2 separate regions of the Homo sapiens genome follow, and region 1 is linked to region 2. A link is an interaction called in ENCODE POLR2A ChIA-PET data of the cell type or tissue named here. Cell type or tissue: IMR-90. All regions are shown on one strand. Each heading gives the region's core, and the rest is flanking DNA. Links, peaks and the distances in the headings are about the cores only.

Region 1 (4,397 bases), core at 185-4,184, 130 kb after region 2:
TTTGATATAAATTTTATGAATTTTAATTAACGACATTTTAAATGGAAAAATTAATTTTAACATAGGCTGGGCACAGTGGTTCAAAACTGTAATCCCACAGCATTTTGGGAGGCCAAGACACGTGGATCACTTGAGCCCAGGAGTTCAAGAACAGCCTGCGCAACATAAAAAACCTCATCTCCACAAAAAATACAAAATTTAGCCAGGCAGAGCTGGGTCCCAGCTACTCATGAGGCTGAGGTGGGAGGATGGCTTGAGTCCTGGAGGCGGAGGTTGCAGTGAACTGAGATTGCACCATAGCACTCCAGCCTGGGTGACAGAGCGAGACTCTGTCTCAGAAAAGAAATTTAATATAAATTTACTTTCTTAATTATAAAAAATAAAATATTTGGAAGCTACAGAAAGAAAAAGTAGCTGTAAGTCCTAAAACAAGGGCAAGGGTAATCACTTTTTAGCACCAGGTGTGTTTAGGACTTCTTTGTGGTTCTTTGCTCATCATATAGCAAATGAAAACTAAATGCCAACACAGCCACTCACCCAGAGACAAACATGCAGACGTCCAAAGGGTCATGACTGTCAGCACACAAAGCCAGGCAGGGTGACCCCTGAGGACAGCGGCAGATTTGTCCCATGGCCTGACAACCCTCCTATTTCATCAGCAATTTTCTAGCAAACCAGGAGCTTGCACCAGCCAAATCTAGAAATCTGGACTCAGCCCAGCATCATGGGAAGCTGCCCTGGCAGTTTTAGGGGATGCAGTTGGTCCCTTCCACGAGGGCCCTGTGGAAGATACACCTAGAACGGTCACACCTTTGCGCCTCTGCAACCATGTGCCTGAGTGTCCCAACTCCGCCACCACCGGAGCTCCCTCCCTTGTGCTGCCTTATGCTTATGGGGGTGTCCATGAAGACTCCTTTTATCAGGAAGTCTTTAAAAGAAGGGGAAATGTCCCTTTTGTTGAGGACTCAGGCGGGAAGAGGAGTGAAAGCAATGGCTGAATTCCCTCCCATTTCAAAACTCCTTCCAACCTTCCAACCTCCAGATCTTTCCAGCATTCTCTCTCCCACACATTTGGACCTAAGCTTAAAAATATGACCTGGGTAATGAGGAGGTGAGTTAACTAGTTTGTATCCAAGAGCCTTTCCAACCCAAACATTCCAGGGTGTTAGGATGCCATTCATTCCTCCACCTGACACACATACAGACACACACACACACACAGAAATCCACACGCTCTGCCTGAGTCTCCAGTTCCACCCCATAGAGAAGCACACAAAGAAATGAGAATAGGTCTCCTCAGCCCTGCTAACTCACAGGAAATACAGATGGCTAAAAAGAAGCACTGTTATTTAGCATCCATGCTCAGAAAGAAGGAAATCTAGCAGAAACCAGAGCTGGTATCCAAGAATGCAAAAACATTTTTGGGGGGATGCTTCATGCCACAATGCCCCAAGTTGGAAAAAAATGTGCCATTTCATATGTTTATAACAACATCTGATTTAATATTATACAGTTTTGCTTAGTCACAAACCAGAACAAATACTGTCAGATTTATTACATCCTTCTATTCTGAGACTTAAGTAATCATAGTTAGCAATGGAGCCATTCCACAGCTTAAGGGAAAGCTTTACAATTCTTTGGGACCTATGATTCCTGAGAGGCAGGTTATTTCAAGAATTTAAGGTTTTAAAGCTCTCAGTGGAGCTTGAAATTCATCCCTTACATTTCACATGAAAAGAGTTTCCTCTGAAGCTTGGCTAGGAGGGAGGAAGAGAGGAAAACAAGTTGACACAGACTCTCACTGAGCTCTTAGAGAATGGGGCCATCGTTCATCAACATTCCCAATCTTTACCTTGCCTTTCTTTAAAAAGAAAGAAAGGAAAGGAAGAGAGGAAGAGAGAAAGAAAGAAGAAAGAGAGAGAGACAGAGAGAGAGAAAGAGAAAAAGAAAGAAAGAGAAAGAAAAAGAAAGAAAATACCATTGGCACTCATGCTTTTAAAATCGTTAATGCTGTATTTGGGACCCCCTTATCTGTTGATTCACTAAAAGAAACTGGTTGGTTGTTATAAGGAAATTAAATTTTCTTACAAAACATGCTTTCTCATTTACTCCCCCACACATGCATGCACACACGGTCATTTGTTACATGATATGTGGACAATCGTTAAGCCCCAAGCATTGCCTCTGCTTGGCTGACAAATTCAGGATTCGTTAATGATGTGGTCATTGACTTTGTTGCGTGGAGGCTCAGGTTGTGGGTTTGGTGCCTTCAGAGCTTCACTCCCTTTCAGGGCATACACGATCCTCTGCTGCATCCAAAAGTGGGGCTGTGGTCCCCTGAGGGCTGGGGGAGGTGTGTTTGGATCAGTGTGACCCCATCACTCAAAATGAGCACATCCATGCTTAACCATGAAGTAGTCTAATGGGTTCCATTTTTCTCAGAAAGCCAGAATTTGTTCCTCCAGTATTTCTTTACATACCACTAAGAAGAATGTCAACATTAATGTGGGGTGAGTAGGAGTGATGGAAACTTGGTCTACAGAAAATCAAGTAAAAGTTTTGAAGAGCTTGGAGTCTTTATAAAAATGAGAATTTCTAGGTTCCATTGCAGAACTACTAAATCAGGATATCTGAGAATCTGACACAGGAATCTACCCATGGTTCACAGGTGATACAAATACACACACCAGTCTTAAAGGTCCTTTCAGTAAGTCATAAGCAATTGTTTTAAAACAAGATTGTAGGATCAAACCAGTTTCCGGATGAAGGTACTACCACACTTTGAATTCATTCTTGCCAACTTATTTTGTAGCATTGCCAGAAGGCACAAGCCTTGAGTTCTAACTCTAGCCCATCACCTATAATGTGGACAAGTTAGTTAACCTCCCCAAAGCTCAGTGACATGCGTTATGCATTCAGAAGAAGAATGATGATACGTAAGCAGCTTACAAAAGACTTTCACATCTATCCTACCTCACTGGGTCATCAGCAAGATCTAATCATATAGAGTGGATGAAGGTGCACTGCAGGTTTCATGGCACTTTACAAATGCAAGGTACACTGGGTTTTGTTTGCAGGTTTTAGTTTTGTTTTGTTTTGTTTTGAGATCAAAATATCTGCTTTTTTTCTGATAGAAATTCCATTGCTTTTGTATTCCTAAACTACATCCTCCAGCCTAGGTTTTATCAATAATACTGAATCCCAATATTGAATTTATCTCCCCAGCCTTGCACAAAACTGGAGAACTACAGGTATCTCCCAACTAGGGAAGGGTCTTTTCTGCCAAAATCACCACTTGGACCAAAGGGACCAGGGTCCTAGCACCTTGAAGGCAGCAAGAGCCCAAGTAGAAAAGAGAAGGAGAAAGAGCAGAGCTCAAACTCACTGCTTCCAAATTTACCAATCAGATCTCCCCCAAACAAGAGAGTGTGAGGAGGCAGAGAGGGGCCAAGACTAAGGAATGTCTCTTCATTTGGACATACGAGGGATGAGTGTGATTATAACACATTTATTGTAGCTAAGTTATCTGTATCCCCAAATTCCTCAATTTTTTGTTCTTTGAGCCCATTGTGCTTACACATTATACCCAGTCATATATAGGTATATATATTATAGGGATAGCATCTTCAGAGAGGGAATAAACTCCTACCCCCATCTCCAGTGTCACTTCCATGTAGATCTTTCTAGAAAGGTACTGTGTGTTTTTGCCCCATAAGGTTCTGAGATGGGCCAGTACAGTACATTGTGTTCTTCAAGGCCTTTCTGTAGTCAAGATAAAAATTGTCGATCCTTTTCTATTTTCCATCTCAAATTATGTCCAGACATCACACTGCCCAACAGAACCTATCAGAGACTGTGCAGCAAAATCAAGTGATATCACAAAGGTACCTCAACAATAAAATGACAATAAGATGCTCTAGATTTGAACATAAACCCCTCTAACACCAAATTACCAAGGAGTCTGAAGTCCAAAATTAAATTCCAAGTTAAGGGCCAAAAAAGGCAAAATGAGAAATTAAAATCTGAAGTTAAATCATCTCACTCTCAAGTTCAAAAACATTACATTGCAATTTCTTATTCTTTTTGGTGTCAGCAAGAAGAGTTCTGAATGGGCTGCGTGGGATCGGTGTTCTTTCAGCAGCAGTAGCCTAGGATGCCTTTCCAGGAAGGGACTTTAGAGTTGGGATTAACGCAACTCCAAGTCTCTGAAGTGTTGTACCATTTTAAGTTATTTTTTAATTGTGGTAAAATATATGTAACATAAAATGTACCACCATAACCTCCTTTTTTATTCTTTTAAAGACAGGGCCTCACTCTACCACCCAGGCTGGAGTGCAGTGGTGTGATCATAGCTCGCTGTAACTGTGAACTCCTTGGCTCAAGCTATCCACCCACCT
Region 2 (4,397 bases), core at 227-4,226:
ACATCTGGGACTCAGTGCCTCTGCTTTCAAGTTGAGGACAAAATAGCAAAAGGGAAACTGACCACCTTTTATTCTGTGATGGGATTATTTTCTCTGTTGCTAGATATTGACATATGTGTGTTAATAAGACAGAAGTTTCTTTTCTGGATTCATCCACACTCAAAAGTATGCTTCCCTTATTTAAGTGGTACCTTTTCTCTCTTCGCCTGCTAGTATAATTCTTAAAAAAAAAAAAGAAGAGAAAATAATAATAGCCAGTATTTATAGACAACCTTTGTGCCGATGCTACATTAAGCTCTTTATGTGTATCCTGTCATGTAATCTTCATATACTATGTGTTTTATAAAATGATACTGTACAAAGCCAATTATTAACTTTGCTAAGAGGAAAAAGACTTCCCCAAGGAAGTAATATTTGAATAAAATCTTCAAATATGTCATAGGAGTTCTCCTGGTAATCAAGTCTGGGAAAGACATTCCAGGCAGGGAGATTGAATCGAAGGTATTAGAAAAATTATGGAATGTCCCAGAAAAAAGTAAGTCATTCAGCAAAGTTAGATGATAGGAAGGGATTGAAGTGGGACCAGACAGGCTAGAAGAAGCCAAATTGAGGAGAGATTTATATGTCACAATTTTACCAAAATTAAACAAAAATCCACTGACGTACTTTACAAGGGAAAGTCATTATCAGACCTGCATCATAGAAAAATTATTTGGGGCAGTGCAGTGCATGGATTGATCAGGCATGGAGACTGGAGGTAGACACAGCCAGTTAGGAAATTGTCTTAGTCCATTTTGTGCTGCTGTCACACAATGCCACAGACTGGGTTGTTTATAATGAACAGAAATTTATTTGGCTCACCATTCTGGAGTCTGCAAAGTCCAAGATCAAGAGGTCGAGTCTGATGAAGGTCTTCTTGCTGCATCATCCCACAGCAAAAGGCAGAAGGGCACAAGAGTGCATAAGAAAGAGAGGAAATAGGGCAGAACTCATCCTGCCCTATTTCAGAAATACAATATTTCAGGAATACAAATATCAGGAACCCATTCCTATGACAGTGGCATTCACGAGGGCAGAACACTTATGACCTAATGATCTGTTAAAAGTCCCACCTCTCAGTCAACAGTTCCACCGTTGGATTGAGGATTGAGTTTCTAACACATGAACTTTGGGGATACATTCAAACTTTAGCAGAAACTACTGTTAGTCTACCTGATAGATGATAAAGAATAAAACTGAGGTGAGATTCAGTCAAGAGTTAAGAATAAGATGCCTACCCTCCAGGACTACCCTTAGGGTACCCCAAGACACTACCCTCCAAGGCTTAGAACCAAAGAGGAGAGGAAAATCTGGCAAACAAATGCCAATGGCACCAGGCCATAGATGTGTGAGGCCAAGTGGATCATAGAGATTGTAGGTACTGGGCAAGGTCAGAGGAGAGAAAGCTTCCAGCCTGAGAGCTCCAGCAAAGCTTCCAGAGGAAGTGTACAATGGCCTGAATATTTATGTCCCCATAAAATTTATATGTCAAAATCTTAACCCCCAATAAAATGTGATTAGGAGGTGGATCCTTTGGGAGATAATTAGGTCACGAAGGTGGGGCCCTCAAGCATGAGACCAGTGCCCTTGTGAAAGTAAACCCAGCAGCTCTCTCACCCTCTTTCCACCAAGTGAGGACACTAAGAAGTCTACCATCTGCAACTAGAAAAGGATCCTCGTCAGCACACGACCATGCTGGCACCTTGATTTCAGACTTTCCAGCCTCCAGAACCAAGAGAAATATATGTGTGTTGTTTATCAGCCACCCAGTCTATGTACTTTGTTTTAGCAGCCTGAACTGACAAAGAAAGAATAGTATTTTAGTTTCATACCAACAAATGAGTATGCCTTAATAGAGAGAAATACTGTGAAGATTATTCCAGTTGGGAATAGCAAAACAAAGGCTTTAAGAGTGGAAAGCATGAAGCATGTTGGGAGGTGCCAGAGTGAAATAGACAAAAACACACTCCAAAGACAGTCTCACAGGTCAGAATCCTGAGCAGGGTCTTGTCTGCTTTCCTACTCACCCTGGTAGACCCTCAATGATAACCCCTACCTAGCAGGGGCAGAAGAAATTTTACATTGACTTTATCACCAAAAAAAAAAAAAAAAAAAAAAAACCACAGATAAGGTCTGAACATAATCAAAGGCCTGGAATAGCACCCCAATCAATGACACCCTGAACATGCCAGTGGGACGTTTCATCAAAAGGAGCTGCCATTTCAAATCTCTTGGTTTCTCTAAGCCTGTTCAGTGATCCCTTTTCTAGTTTCTTTGAGCCAAATGGTCCTGCCACTTAGTTCAGTGTCTTATTGTCCTGAGTCATCTTCTCAGATTGCTCAAGAATGAGTCTCCCATTTTAACACACACACGCACACACAGCAAGTCATGGACTGTGGCGGTTTTCTGTGGGTGTGATTGTGTCTAAGTTGCTGGAATGCAACAAGTCTAGCTTGGAAGAAGCTTAGTCCCCATGCCTGCTGGCTCTCTGCATGTTCCCCACCAGAAACACAAGGGCTACAAGCTGAGGGTCCTGTTCTCTCATTTTTTCCACCTCTCTTTATTCACAGGCAGGCCAGAAAGCTATTTAGCAGTAAATGAAGCATTTATCCTTTAATTCTCAGATGTATGTAATCTGAAAAAAAAAAAAAAAAAAAACAGAGAAGAAAATATCCTGAGGACGTCAGAGAGAGAAAAATGTGCAGAGCAGATGCTGCTACTTGTTTTTGTCCCTGTTTTATCTTTTAAAATACATAAAACATGAGTAACTAGGGACAAATAGTTCCAGCTTTTGGTAAAATACAAATGGGACTATTTTATAACTTGGGTTGAATTTCTTATATTTTAAGCTGTTTTGCTACTCAACACACTTCATGGCCTCATAAAATTCTAGAGCAGGAATGGAACTTAGGTGACTTATTCCAGTTCCTGGCCTGTAAGTTGGTAAAAGAGCATCCAGAATAGAAAAAAAAAAAAAAAACCCTTTTTTCTTCTATTCTAAGTTTAGAAAGTCCCCCCTCCCTGCTATGCTAGCCCTATTGTACCATTCAGAAAGTCAAAACGTTTCTCTTATGTACAAATATTCATTCACATGACAATTACCATTAGGTGGCAGAGATGCAAAAACATGACACATGAGTTGTGTTTACACAATTCATGTTACAATATAGTATGGGATACTATAATATAGTTATCCAGAAAGCATGGAAGGGCATGAAGTGGGGGTGGGAGCTAACCAAGACTGAGGATGAAACTTGGTTTAGGGTATACATCATTTTAGCTTAACCAACATCAATATATAACCAAACAGTGTCTGTATCTCATTCTTTAGTTTTAAAAGGTTGTCCCTACAACCTCCTCATTCATTTCATAGCAACCCTATGAGGTAGGTTTTTCTGTTATGTCTGATTTATACATGTGGAAATGGAGGCCAGAGTTTTTAAAAATAGTAGGGGTCTAAATTGGAAACCAAATTCAGTCCTTGGGACTCCAGGTTCCTTGCTCTCTTTTTTCTCTGACTCTGCCTTTCCATTATCTTTTTTTTAAAGGGTAATACTATGTAGCATCTGAGTGCCCCAAATAACTGAAACGGACAATGATTGGTACAGGACTCCCAGAAGGGAGGAATGCCCACATCACAGGCTAACATGTGGTGGTCACAGAAAGATGGGCTTGGTCTGAGCTTTACAGATAGAAAGCAAGACCTTGTTGTTTGGAAGTCAGGGTCAATCAAGAAGAGAAAAAGAATAAACATTAATTCTATATGATAGTGGTTCAAAATGTGGGTTGTGGACTCAGTCAGAAATGATTTCGAGTTCCAGATGTTTCCTTACCTGCGATTTTGTCACTGTTTAGTGACTTTAGGCAATTCATTTAACCATGTAAGCATTAAATGTGATCATGAACATAAAAACATTGATCACAGTAGCTGGTCTATATGAATTCTCAATAAGCAATGGAGATGGCAGTGGTGATGGTGATATCATTGCTAACATCGTCACCATCAACCCCTAACCTCCCAGAGATTCCAGGGAGGGTCCGTCAGGCCACCCTTCCTAACACTGTTACACCACTCACCCCATGGCCTAGTCTACAAGGCTCTTAAGAACATGGCTTCCCATCTACCTCCCCTTTTCTCTTCAGCCCAGTGTCTTCCTCCCATAGAACAGTCATTTCTACAAAACTGCCCTTCCTTCAGTCTTTCTCTGTTTTCCAGAACTTCCTGTGGAATTCACGCCCCTGGAAAGGACAGACCTTCTTCCCAAGAACACAGAAACTGCCTGCTACAATTCTCAGGTGGACCCTCAGCAGGTGGGAGTCAAGGGTGATCTTGTACTTGTCTGCTCCCCACTGGAGGT

What was found. ChIA-PET counts read pairs that join two places held together with the same protein. Peaks named below come from ENCODE experiments on the same cell type or tissue, not always from the same donor. Only the 100,000 strongest peaks of a DNase experiment are listed, where the experiment ranks them.
Region 1: POLR2A ChIA-PET joins it to region 2 with 8 read pairs; 3 of 35 experiments call an interaction of 5 or more read pairs at or near these places.

The regions. Positions count from the first base shown.
Region 1 is chr1:220,821,007-220,825,403 of GRCh38, reverse strand. It overlaps the pseudogene RNU6ATAC35P. Among named protein-coding and RNA genes, the nearest start is that of LINC01352, 6.0 kb to the left of the region's middle. In IMR-90, for the core only: no CTCF peak of the experiment used is centred there; no DNase peak of the experiment used is centred there; H3K27ac peaks cover 515 bases.
Region 2 is chr1:220,955,436-220,959,832 of GRCh38, reverse strand. No RefSeq gene overlaps it. Among named protein-coding and RNA genes, the nearest start is that of HLX-AS1, 77 kb to the right of the region's middle. In IMR-90, for the core only: no CTCF peak of the experiment used is centred there; a DNase peak (open chromatin) is centred at 2,412; H3K27ac peaks cover 153 bases.